2 separate regions of the Homo sapiens genome follow, and region 1 is linked to region 2. The links are chromatin loops, found by intact Hi-C in ENCODE. Cell type or tissue: heart left ventricle. All regions are shown on one strand. Links, peaks and the distances in the headings refer to the core of each region. The heading gives the core; the rest is flanking DNA.

Region 1 (5,930 bases), core at 474-5,473, 64 kb before region 2:
GGCCTTATCACTTTGACTAGCAATTTCCTGTCCCACACATGCCTGACCATGAGGCCAGGTACAGGCTGCAATCTGAGCAGCTTGTGGGAATAAGCTCAACTGAAGGAGGTAGCCTGAGGAGGTTTGGGGAATATTGTGGGGTGATTTGCCACGGGGGTTGTGCCTCTGTCTGCCTGTGTCCCCACCTCTTCCCCAAACAGCGGTGGCAGGTACTGCCCCAGCCCCTGGATCCCAAGCAGGCCTGAGTGAACCCACTGGGCCATGGAACCCTGCAGTTTGGGCTTCTAGTTGATCCTGTGAGGGGACAGTGGGAGTTGCCACCCTGCTTCCAGCTTCCAGGAGCTGCCAGCCAGGCACAGGGGGCAGAGCAGAGCAGGTCTCACACACACAGAGTTGAAGGCAGAGCAGCTGTAAGAGACAGAGAGAGAGAGAGAGAGAGATAAAGGGAGGTAAAGAAAGGTAGAGCCAGTGAGAACCAGAAAGAGGGAGATAGAGACTGGGCAAGAGAAACAGACACGGAATCAGAGAGATACTGAGACCGGGAGATAGATAGGACAAGGAAAGGCCTAGAGGCAAAGAGATGGAGAAACAGAGACAAAACCAGAGTCAAAGGGCAAGGGAGACACGACAGACATGGAGAAAACCAGCAAAAGGCAGAAGGGCAAAGAGGAGGGGTGGAGAGAGGGGTGGGAGCAGGATGGGAGCTGGGGCCAGGGATCTGGCCTGAGGCGTCCCAGCTGTGGCTGACTCCTGGTCCCCACTTGCTCCTCCCTGCCTTTGTCTCCCTCTCCCAGCCTTTTTCCTTCAGGGCCCACAGAGGAAAAGCAACACCATCTGTATAGCAAAATAGGGGGAGGGGCCCTGGAGGCTAGGGCCTCCTCAGGCCTCACTTTGCCTCCCTGAGGGCTGAGGGGGTGAGCACCCCCAGAGACCTATAACACATGTGGCACAACAATAATTGGGAGGCTCTGTCCCCAAACACTGCTGCTTGGGATGATCCCAGCCTGTTGCCAGAGCAAGTCCGCAGCTGGGAGGGAGGGCTCCAGAATCCTAGTTTGGCCCTCGCCTTTCTCCTTGGGTCCTCAGTTTCCCCAGGGTTTTATTGATGGCCCAGCATGCCTAGCCCACTAGCCGGGAAGCCATAAGGAAAAGGACCCAGGGCCATTGTGAGGCCCATCAGGCCCCTTCAGTTGGCTCTGAGTAAAGGTGGTCAACCTTCCCCACTTCCTCCTGGACCTATCTGCACACCTGCCTCCTGCACCCTCTGCCCTGTCCTTACTCTCACTGAGGCCGCACCATCCTGACGTGCTGCCTCCTTCCAGCCACCACCTGTCCATCAACCCGAAGTTCCAATCCCTCCCTTCTCAGCCAACCAGGCCCAGGGAAGCCAGGCTTCCGGGCAAGAGTTCAAAACCTCCATAGCTGCCACCTGCCCAAGCCCAGGGAAGGGTCCTCGGGCCCCCCAAGGAAGCTTCTTCCTGCCATCCAAGCTTTTTCTACTAGTCCGGCTAGGCTGTACAAGGTCTGCTGAGCCAGCCCTTCTCTGCTCTCCTTTGCAGGCCTGGATCAGGCAATGGCCAGGGTGAGGGTGCCTCCCTCCCAGCCAAGATACTTCCCACATTTTACCCAGCAATCTGGGAGCCTCTAGCCATATCTTCTCCTCTGGGCCCCACAAGTCAGGGGCAGTGCCAGCTCAGCCACCAGCCAGCAGCCCTGCCCTAGGCTCTAGATAGGACTCTAAAGCTCCCCATGCTTTAGGGAGGTGAGCTTTCAGGTTCCAGGCCAAAGTGTGTGTGTGTGTGTGTGTGTGTGTGTGTGTGTGTGTGTGTGTGTGTGTGTGTGTTTGTCTGTCTGTCTTACATCCTAGCAGTAGAGCACTCCCAGAGCCATGATCTTTCCATTGGGAAGGAAGGTGACAGGCTCTGCTCTCAGAGGGCCTGAGGACAATATTTGGCCTGGTTAAGTGGAACAGCTGCTTCAGACCAGGAGAAAAGAATTCTCCATCCCAGCCAAAATGTCTCTATTTAGGGGGTTATAGGATGTGAGGAGAGGTCCAAAGCCCATTTACTCACTTCCTGGGAGGGCAGACAGACCAGAACATTCTTCATGACATGGGAAAAGGGCTGCCTCATCCTAGCCCCTCTGCCCTGCAGAGGCTGGCATGGTGGCCCTCCTGGATGGTTAGGTCACTCAGGGATGGCATGGAAGGGAGACAGGTCCCAAAGGATGCAGAGAAGTGACCTATGCCAGCCTCTTTCTACAAGTAGGAGCCTTCTACATGTTTTCTGCCCGCTGTCAGCCCATATTTGGTCCCTTGGCTGGCATTTGTTCCCCAGTTTGAGCTGTAACCCAGTCACCAAAGGAGGACCCATGCAGTCTGATCACCAAGCCTAAGTTGAAACACTATTCCCATTCTCTCTACGCATTTCATACCTTGGAACATCGAGGCCCAGTCAGTAGGAATGGCTGGGTCACATCTCACTCAGTAGAGGCAGGGCCTTCAGAGGCCCCAAGTGACCAGAGTCTTCAGTTTTCCTAAATAAGTGTCACCAGCAGTGGAGAGAAGTCCCCAAGTCCCATCCCAGGACTCACTCAGCATGGCTATGGCCTTTATCTTTGTAGCGCATGTACCCACAGGATGCCCGTGTGGCACCTGCCCGGTAGCCAACTGACTTTCTTTCTTTCAAAGAGTCAGTGTAATATTGAAAAAAGAAATCAAGTTTGTGACTCCTGGGTTTGAATCTAAGATCTGCCATTTCCTAACTGTGTGACATTAAGCAAGTCCTTTAACCTCTGTGAGCCTCCACTTTCTCAACTACCAAAATGAAGGTAATTACTACTGCCTGCCTGCCCTGCCTACCTTGCGAGCCCCACATCAGGGAGGGGGTGTTGGTCATTTACTTGTCCACTGAAAAAAGACTAATCAGGCACCTACTATGAAAAAAGACTAATCAAGCACCTACTATGTGCCAGACACTGTTCTGGGGCATTAGGGTGCTGCAGTGAAGAGAAGAGACAAAGTCCCTGCCTTTGAAGAGTGCCCTTTCTAGAGAGGAGAGACAGTCAGTAAACAACAAATATCTAATATAACATCAGCTGTGATAAGTCCTATAAAGACATGGCCAAATGAGGGGGCAGAGGGTGATGGCAGTGGTGCCCTGGCTCTGACTGCCTCATCTTTCTGCCCACCGGATGCTGACAGAGCTGCCTTCTCCAGCGTCCACGTGGCTCCTTCCTTATGAGTGGCCTAGCCAGGCAGGCAGAGCAGGACTGATCTGGAAACCCAGTGGCCTGGCCTATTTCTGTCCCAGGGCCCTGGCACTGATCCAGCCCAGATCCCAGCCTCCCTCGCTTCCCCAGCTCCAGTTGAGTTGGGCAGAATCCCATCTCTGCTCTTCCGTCCCACCAATCTCTGCAGCCACCTCCCAGCAGCCAGCCTGGGCAGTCCCTTCAGCCTGGTTCCCTCCCCCCAGCTCCCCATAGATGCGTCCCCGCCCTCACCCTGTCTCCTACACTGGGTGCAATTGGGGCTGCCTCCCTCCTCCACCCACGAGCTGGAAGGCAGCCCCTCAGAAGCAGCTGGGGCTCCACTGAGCTGGTACTAATGCTATCTCCTACGAGGAGGGAGGAATGAAATGGTCTTGGCTTCTCAGAGGCCCTCAAGAGCTCAGCCCTTCCTCCACCAGCCTCCTTGCCCGGGCTCCGCAGGACACAGTGGTCTGGTGGGGGATGGGTCACTCCAGGCAACAGAGGGAGGTTGGGGTGTCCTCAAACTAAGAAGAGGCTGAAGTGGCAGAGCAAAGGGATTTCTCCACTGGGCCCCACACCTCTCTGGGCCTTCCCTCGGCAGATATGTCCTGGGACTAGGGGCAGCTCTTATTGTCCCTTTTAAATGTGTTTACATTTCCGTTTTGATGATTTAACATTGATGAGGCCACTATGTACTGATGAAATTTTTGAGAGTTTTTTTTTTTTCTGTTTGCAAAAGTTAATCAGGCTCATTACAGAAAGTTTGGGAGGTACAAAAAAGTATAAGGAAGACAAAAATAACATTTCCCACACCTAACTATCCAGATATAATTCCTGTTCACATTTTGGTTTATTACCTGCTGCCATTTGTCTATGCCTATCTCCAGAGCCCTGTGTAGCTATATTAATACCTATACACACAGATACATTTTAACATACTTGAGAATATATATGCTAACAACAGTTAACACTTATTGTATGCCTACTGTATGCCAGACCCTATTTTCTGCACTTCACATGTATTAGCGAATTATTCTTCCCAACAACCTTAGAGGTAGGCATGATTATTAAGCCCATTTTATTTCTAAGGAGACTGGGGTAAAGGGAGGTTGAATGTCCAACCCAAGGTCATGCATCTAGTAAATGGCAAAGCTGCAAAATTAACACAGACCGTCTTGACTTCTGGAATCTGGGTGTTTAATGATAGACTGCCTTAAAATTTTTTAAATGATAAAATATATTATACATACAAAAGAATGTATGTAACGCTAACACTGTTTAAAGGCTGGGAATAAGGTGAGCATCTGTGGTATCACTGACCAGGTTATGAAATAGAGCATTACCATGGGAGTGTTTTGTTTTCTTTCTGCTTCACCAGATATCAGGCACGTGTTTCTATATCCCTCCAAATTTTCAGATAATGTGGCTCATTACTGTCTAATAATGAAGTTTCTTCCCCACAGGCCTCCAAAACCTCCCTGATAGCTTCATCTGCCAAAGACTCCTGGTGAGCCACTGGGGTGCACTTCTCTAGCCCTTCCAGGATGGGCCCCAGGACACACAAAGGCTGGCTGGCTGGGATTGGTGGAGGCACAGGCAGCCCTGCACACAGCCTGCCTCTCCTGGCATCAGGTACCATCTCAGCCCTGCAGGCACAATTTTTATCTTGCTGATGTCCACTGGCCAGTCCTGCTGACAGATGGGGGAGGACAGGAAGAAGGGGTGAGGAGAGGAAGGGAGGAAGTGTGAGCTCGCTGAGATGGGGCCTAAAAGGCACTGAGAGCGCATAGGCTGGCTGTTCTCTCCGGCTCAGCAATAGGACCCAACATGGGGGTGTTTCCTTCAAACCTTAGAGATAGATACTAAGCACCCCCATCCCAACGGCTGGATGGCATTCATTCGTCCTTTCCTTCAACATTTTTTCCTTGGACATCTACTATATACAGTGCTGCGTTCTGGGGCACAGTGGCAGAGGAGACAGACACCATTGCCTCCCTCCTGGAGGGTTTAGTCAGTGGGGGCTGGGGTACAAATGTTCAATGACTAATAATCAAATAAAGATTTAGTTACAGTTAGGATGAGTACTCTGAAGGGGAGGTGCAGGCTGCTAGGAGGGCATATGACAGAGGTTCGTGACCTAGCCTGGGGGTCAGGTCTGGGTCGGGGAAGCCCTTAAGAACCTGGCCTACCTCCCCTCCTGCAGGCAATGAGTGGATGGACGTGGGAAGGGCAGACACAGCTCCTATCCACCTGAAGTCACTTTCAAGAGCCAGAGTCTGCTGGCTGGTGGCCCTCGACTTTGGCCAAGCTGAACTGGGTGGTTTTTCTCTCTTCTCCATTATTCTACACTCACTGCTAGGGGAAGGCTTGGCCCTGCTTCTTTGCTGTGTCCTCCAGGCTAGTGGCAGATTCTCTGAATGAGCCTGCTGAGCAACCATCAAGGCACAAACTGCCTCAGTGAAGCACCACTTAGGTGACTGGGCACGAGGGTGCCAGGGCCTACCCACACTCAGGCTCTCCTGTGGGCCCGGCCCATGTGGCCTTGATCCTCACAGTATGCCAGACCCTATTTTCTGCACTTCACATGCATTAACAGAATTATTCTTCCCAACAACCTTAGAGGTAGGCATAATTATTAAGCCCATTTTATTTCTAAGGAAACTGAGGTAAGGGAAGTTAAA
Region 2 (5,930 bases), core at 616-5,615:
GAGAGTGGTAGCTCTTAACCTGGGGGCCAGAAAGGGCAGGCGGAATAACAATAACCTTTCCCACAGACAGAGAGCTTTACACGTCCAAGGCCCTTTTATAGGCATTATGTCATTTCTCCCACACACCAAGCCTATAAAGTATGTGTTATTATCCCCATTTTAGAGATGAGAAGACAGGATTTCAAGCCTCCAATACAAGTTTATTCTACAGCCATAGCCTGGCCCCAGCCCATCACACATTTGATCTCTACCAGGCCAAGCCACCCAACACAGTGACTCCAGTCCTCAAGCTGTGACTCACACAGCTTTCCCCTCCTTTTGTACCATCACCTCACAAGTACATCCTTTCCATACCTCAGTGTCTCCATCTGTACTATGAGCAGTGCCCCCAGAGCCCAACCCACAGCCTTCAAAATTACCAGGCCATTGTATGCCACTGAGTCTCTTCCCAAACTGCATCCTCTGCCTCCTTGTCCACCTTCCAAACACCTGTTTACCTTTCAAGTCTCCCAACACCCCTCAGTACGATGCAGTGGCTGCCTCTTTTGCCTTCCCTCCCTCCCTGCACTCTGAACAATATCCCAGCAGGACACCCAAATAAGACATTTGAATGCTTTGTGGACATGTCTGTGCCTCCCACCAGATGGTGAGCTCGGAGAGGGTGGGAGTGATCTCTGATGCATTTCTGTTTCTCTGGGGCCCAACGCAGAACAAATCACTGAGATGTTTGTGGAAGGGGTGAGGTGTGGGGGGCTGGGGAGAGGGGCAGATGGTCTTTTCAATGCGGAGTCTACCGAGGTATTTGTGGCCTTCATTCAATCAAAAACTGTTAGGATAAATGAACATTTATGATAGTTCTAGGATATATCAATTTTGAGATGGTGAGGGCAAAGCCAGGGGGCTGCCATCCACTGACTGCAAGCTGGAAACAGGAAAGACAAGTATACTAAGGTTGGGGGTAGTGATGTGAGATGGATGACTCCCAGGGCTATGAAGCCTTCCTACTGAGGCTAAAAAGCCTCTGGAAAAATAGGTCCCAACAGCCACAGGGCACAACAGGCAGATGCTGCTGGCCCAAAACAACGAACCCATCACACAAAGGCAGATTTCTTTCTAGAAGGCTGGAATCCTCTAGAGGCTTTGTGGAAAGGGGAGACATGGGAGCCTGATAAAGGGGCAACATCTTGAGTCACACAGGCATGAAGGGCAGGGGCATGGAAGGGAAGTCTGCCCCTGCCCTTTCTGTTTCACTCAGCTGCCCTAAAACTGGTGGGCACTGGCCCAGCCCCAGGGCTTGTAGGGTTGTACCTGGATCCTAAATGCATAGATAGCCATATCTGACAGAGGCCAGAGATGTTAATGAGGCCATTCCCCAGCCTCTATGCCTTTGGAGGTCCCTCGGTAGATGGTGGCCATGGGGGTCACATAGGAGGGAGACCAGGCTATGGGGCTGGCTCAGAAGAGTTTGGCAGGGTCCCAGCAGGCCTGCCCTGGCACAGAGATGTGAACGCACGGCCGTTGCAACTGGTCTAATTGCTGTCTCATCAGCTCTCCTAGGGGCTCATTCCAGAGACAAGCAAAGGGAGGTTTCTGCTGTGAGACTTGAGGGAGCCTGAAGAGAGGTGGAGGGGCCAGCACCTTGAAAGGCACTGACAAACCCCAGCACGCCCAGGGCAGAGACCCAAGTCTGGGGGTATGGCAGGGAGAGGCAGGGAGCAAAATGGCCAGGAGGGAAGGGACTAACTTTCCCGTCGGCTGCTCTTGGCTCCCCCCTTGATCCTGTGTCTCTCCCTAGTTAATGTTCCATATCTCCTTTTCCAGGGTCCTTATTGGGCTGTCCCCACTTCCCCACCTGTCCTCCACACCTCAGACCACTGCTGACAGCTTCCCAGCTTCCCATCCCTACTTCAGCTGTCACCCAGGACCTCAAAAACCTAATTACAAGAATCAGCGGACTTAGCTCGTGGAACCTCTCAGTCACATTTGATATTTGTGACTACTTCCTGCTATGTGACAATTGCGACTCCCTAATCCTCTACTGTCTACTCAGACATGGCTTTCCTAGTTCTCCTCCGGCTTCTTTGACCATTCTTTCTCAGTCTCTTTCCCAGGCCCCTATTCTCCAGTATGCCCCTTAAATGTCGGGTCACCTCCCCTACGGATGCTCTCCCTGGCTCTCTCAGCCCCTCCTGCGGCTTCCACCACCTCCTCTCAGCAAGTAAATTCCATGTAACCTCAGCCTGGGCTACTCCCCCAAGCATCAGCTAGTACAGACATTTACCCAGTGGTCATCATCAAAGACACTTCAAACCCACCTTGCCCCAAACAGAATTTATACTCCCAGACCACACCTCATTGCTCCAGACCCACACCACACTTCATTTCAGCTTTATTTCTCCAGGGGTAACCCTACCATCCACCCAAGTTCCTGGCTAGAAACCTTTGCTCCTCCCTCTCCCTTGCTCCTCACATCTAATTAGTTACTGTGACCTGCCAATTTTACCTCCTTAATAGCTCTGGAATCCATCCCAAGCATTCCATCCCTACAAACACGGCCGGAATCCAGGCCTTTATCATTTCTCTGCCACCAGAGTGCGTCCTCCTCGGACCAGCCTCCACACTACAGCCACTTAGACCTTTCCTGCAGACAAATCTGAGCATGTAATTCTCCAATTCAAATCTGCCAGTGACTCCCCACTGCCCCCAGAGGAGAGTCTAAGTTCCTGAGCCTGGCGCACAGGCCCTTGAGATCCGGCCCCTGCTCACCTATCCCACCTCCCAGCCCTGGAAGGGATTGTGCTTTCATGCTATGCTCTATAGTCTCACCTTACTCTTCTGCTGGCAAGCTTCTACTCACACAGGCAGCTTGGTGGAGTGGTTGAGAGTGTGGGCTCAGGGCCCTGACTGCCTAACCAGGAAAGTCACTTATCCTCTCTGGGCCTCAGTTTCCCTATCTGTAAAATGGGGGTGAAGACTGTTTTTACCCCTTAAGGTTGTATTTCTCTTACAAGGGAATAAATTAGATCATGCATGTAAAGCACTTACAACAGTGCCTGACACACATGAAGCACTGTAGAGTGTTAACCACTATTTATTATTCCCCTTTAAGAACCAGTGCGGACAATACCGTATCTGTGAAGCCACACCCTCCTCTGAGACTACGTGCTCCTCTTCTGGCTCCTTCTGGGACTCTAGAGCCCTGGCTAACTTCTATCACAACACTTGAGACCATCTGCCTGCTGCTTGACCTTTCTCCCTTGCTACTTGATATCCAGGACTGAAGTCTACCCATATTTGCATCTCTGGCACCTAGCCCATGACTTTTCATATGGGCCTCAGACTAGCCTGAGATCAGTACTACAATATTATCATGTCCATTCTGCAGATGAAGAAATTGAGGCTCAGAGAGGTAAAGGCAATTTTCCAAGATCGCACAGCTAGAAATTAGCAAAACGTGGGTTTAAACCCAGATCTGCAGGATTCCGAACCCCACGATCTTTCTACTTTATCTAACTCCTTGGGGGAGGGGAGTCTTGAAATCTTGTCCTAGAAGGAAAGATTAAAGAACTAGTGGATGCTCTGCCTAGAGGAGAGACAACTCAGGAGCAAGGACAATCCCCTCCCTTCCCACCCATCTGCCTGAAGCCTACTGGTGCTGGTATGTGTGTTTCAATGTTGATGCCAATGCGTGTGTTGGACACGTGTGCAATGAGGTCATGCCAGAATGCTAGAGATGGAAACCTTCATCTCAGAGCCCCTGCTCACCTTTATATAGTTCTCCAGAGTTTACAAAATGTTTTTGCATCTCATCTCATCATTTGATCAGCCTCACGCACCTGGGATGTGGTAGTCATGCCCCAGACAGGGCAGTGAACTGCCGCAAGTCACCCAGAAGTGGCAGAGCTGGGACTCCAACATTTAGTCAATGCATAAAGTCTGCAGCAAGCCCCTTCCTTCCAGCAGGAAGCCTGAGGATTCTGAGACTGTGGCTGGGGAAGTTATTCCCCCAAAGAAAAGGGATGTGAATGCTGGGTGTGGCCCAACCTAGAGAGAGGACAGGCGAGAGAGAAGGTCTCTCAGACTCAGGGTTCCCATCTGCAAATGGAATAACACCCCCACCCTCACATGGTAGGCGTAAGTCTCAAAAGAGATGATATACGTAAAATGAAACAAATGCCTGGTCTGTCCTAAGCACCCAACAGATACCACACTGCAGCTTAACTCGTGGAAAGCTTGTTTGAAACAGTGGCAAAGGTGTTCAAGGAAAGCCTGCCTGTCAAGAATTAGGCAGAGCTGGGTTTTGAAATGCCATCTCTGCCCCTTACCAACTGTAGGGCCTTAAGAAAGTCACATAAACCCTCCAAGTTTTTGCTGCCTCATTTGTAGGATGGAGACAATGAAGTCTACCTGACAGAATCGTTGTGAACGGCCACATGCGAGTATGTGTGTAAAATGGCTGACACAGGAGCTGGCACTAATAGAGTCATTATTATTGTTCTCACAGATTAGATGGCAGAGCCAGTGATGAAGACTCTGGAGCCATACCACCTGGGTTCTAAGCCCAGCTTTATCTACTAGCTATGTGACCCTCAGCAAGTCACTTCACTTCTCTGTGCCTTGGTTTCTTCAGCACACGTACGGTTGGGATTAAATAAGTGACTACATGTCAAATGCTTCTGGCAAAGGGTACATGCTCTGAGTGTTGGTGAGCATTGTTATTATCAGACAAAGGCCCGAGAGGCATGAAATAGTGTCCCTCTTCTCCCAGGGCATCACATCCCCTTCGTGAACAAAGACATTAGTTGAGGCCAGTTTGAACAGATTAATGGGGTTCCTTTCATTCAGCTTCCTAAAGGCATAAAATGACCCCTCCTGAGCTGGGGCCCTGCTTGTAAGGATAACTGTGTGCAAGCCAGTCTTCAGCCAAGATGCCCTAGGCTGTCCCCCAGATTCAGCCAGAACTGTCCAGAGTCCTTGCAAAGGGCTTTGTTGGGCTCGGAGAGCTCAGAAAACATTACCTGCTATCCCTCTCCCTTCTTGGGAGGCCAGAGGTGGCCGTTAAGGAATAGATCCACCGTTCACACACCTAACTCTGGCCCCCACGGCTGTGGGCGGTAGGGGCTTGGCTACGTGGGCTCAGCAGCAGCAGGAGGACCGGGTAGGGCAGAGTTGGGGGCCAACACCTGGGGTCCAGGCCCAGGCGGTGGAGGGCCGACAATGCTGCCTGAAGTTCCTGTTCTGGCTCCATTTACAACAGGCTTCCTGGAGTCACGGTGCATTTTCCCAGGCGCCTGCTCTCGGCTTTCATAGCTGCCTCCCACCACCCAGACCCAGCTAGGCCGGCCTTAGGGCACCCAGAAGGAAGCAGGAGCCCAAGTACTGGCTCACTTGGGTCAGTGCTTGGGCTGGCTAGCCGCGGCTTTCACATACAACTCCGCAGCCGCGAGGAGATGACCCCTCCCCTCCCCATCCCCAGGCCAGCCCGGCCCCGCCCCGCCCCCAGTGCCGCGTGGAGGGAAATCAGGAGAAGCCGAGGAATTGTTTGTAATTACTGTGTTTTTAAAGGCTTTTCCGTGAGCCTTCAGCCGATTTCGGGGGAGGGCAGCTTGCCAGGGAGCATTGAAATGGAAATCCTGTGTTCTAGCCGGGACCCTCTTGGAAGGAGATTCTTCCCAGAGAAAAGACCAGAAGCCCCGCCCCGTCCCCCGGGTCCCCCGTGCGCGGCTGTGGTCATGGCGGGCTCAGCGATGTGTGGCGGCTTTGTGGAACGGCATTCCTGGCCAACGGGCCTCAGCTCTGCCTCGGGACCCCACCATTCAGCCCCCGCATGAAAGGCCGCTGCCCGGGCCCGCAGCTCCCACTCTCCCCCACCCCAAGGACGCACCCATTCACCTCCTCTCCCCACCGCAACTCCCTTTCCCCCACTTTCC

Evidence for each region. A loop is a pair of places that touch in the nucleus more often than their neighbours do. Peaks named below come from ENCODE experiments on the same cell type or tissue, not always from the same donor. Only the 100,000 strongest peaks of a DNase experiment are listed, where the experiment ranks them.
Region 1: a loop joins it to region 2, with 2.0 times the contacts of the local background. A loop is called at or near these places in 2 of 110 quality-filtered maps.

The regions. Positions count from the first base shown.
Region 1 is chrX:69,067,781-69,073,710 of GRCh38, forward strand. All of the region lies in intron 4 of LOC105373242 (a long non-coding RNA gene), which reads right to left. Among named protein-coding and RNA genes, the nearest start is that of PJA1, 95 kb to the right of the region's middle. In heart left ventricle, for the core only: no CTCF peak of the experiment used is centred there; a DNase peak (open chromatin) is centred at 3,321; H3K27ac peaks cover 690 bases.
Region 2 is chrX:69,131,471-69,137,400 of GRCh38, forward strand. LOC107985646 (a long non-coding RNA gene) reads left to right here. Exons shown (of 3, transcript XR_001755985.2): 3 at 4,505-4,606. Among named protein-coding and RNA genes, the nearest start is that of PJA1, 31 kb to the right of the region's middle. In heart left ventricle, for the core only: a CTCF peak has its summit at 2,620; a DNase peak (open chromatin) is centred at 5,597; H3K4me3 peaks cover 559 bases; H3K27ac peaks cover 789 bases.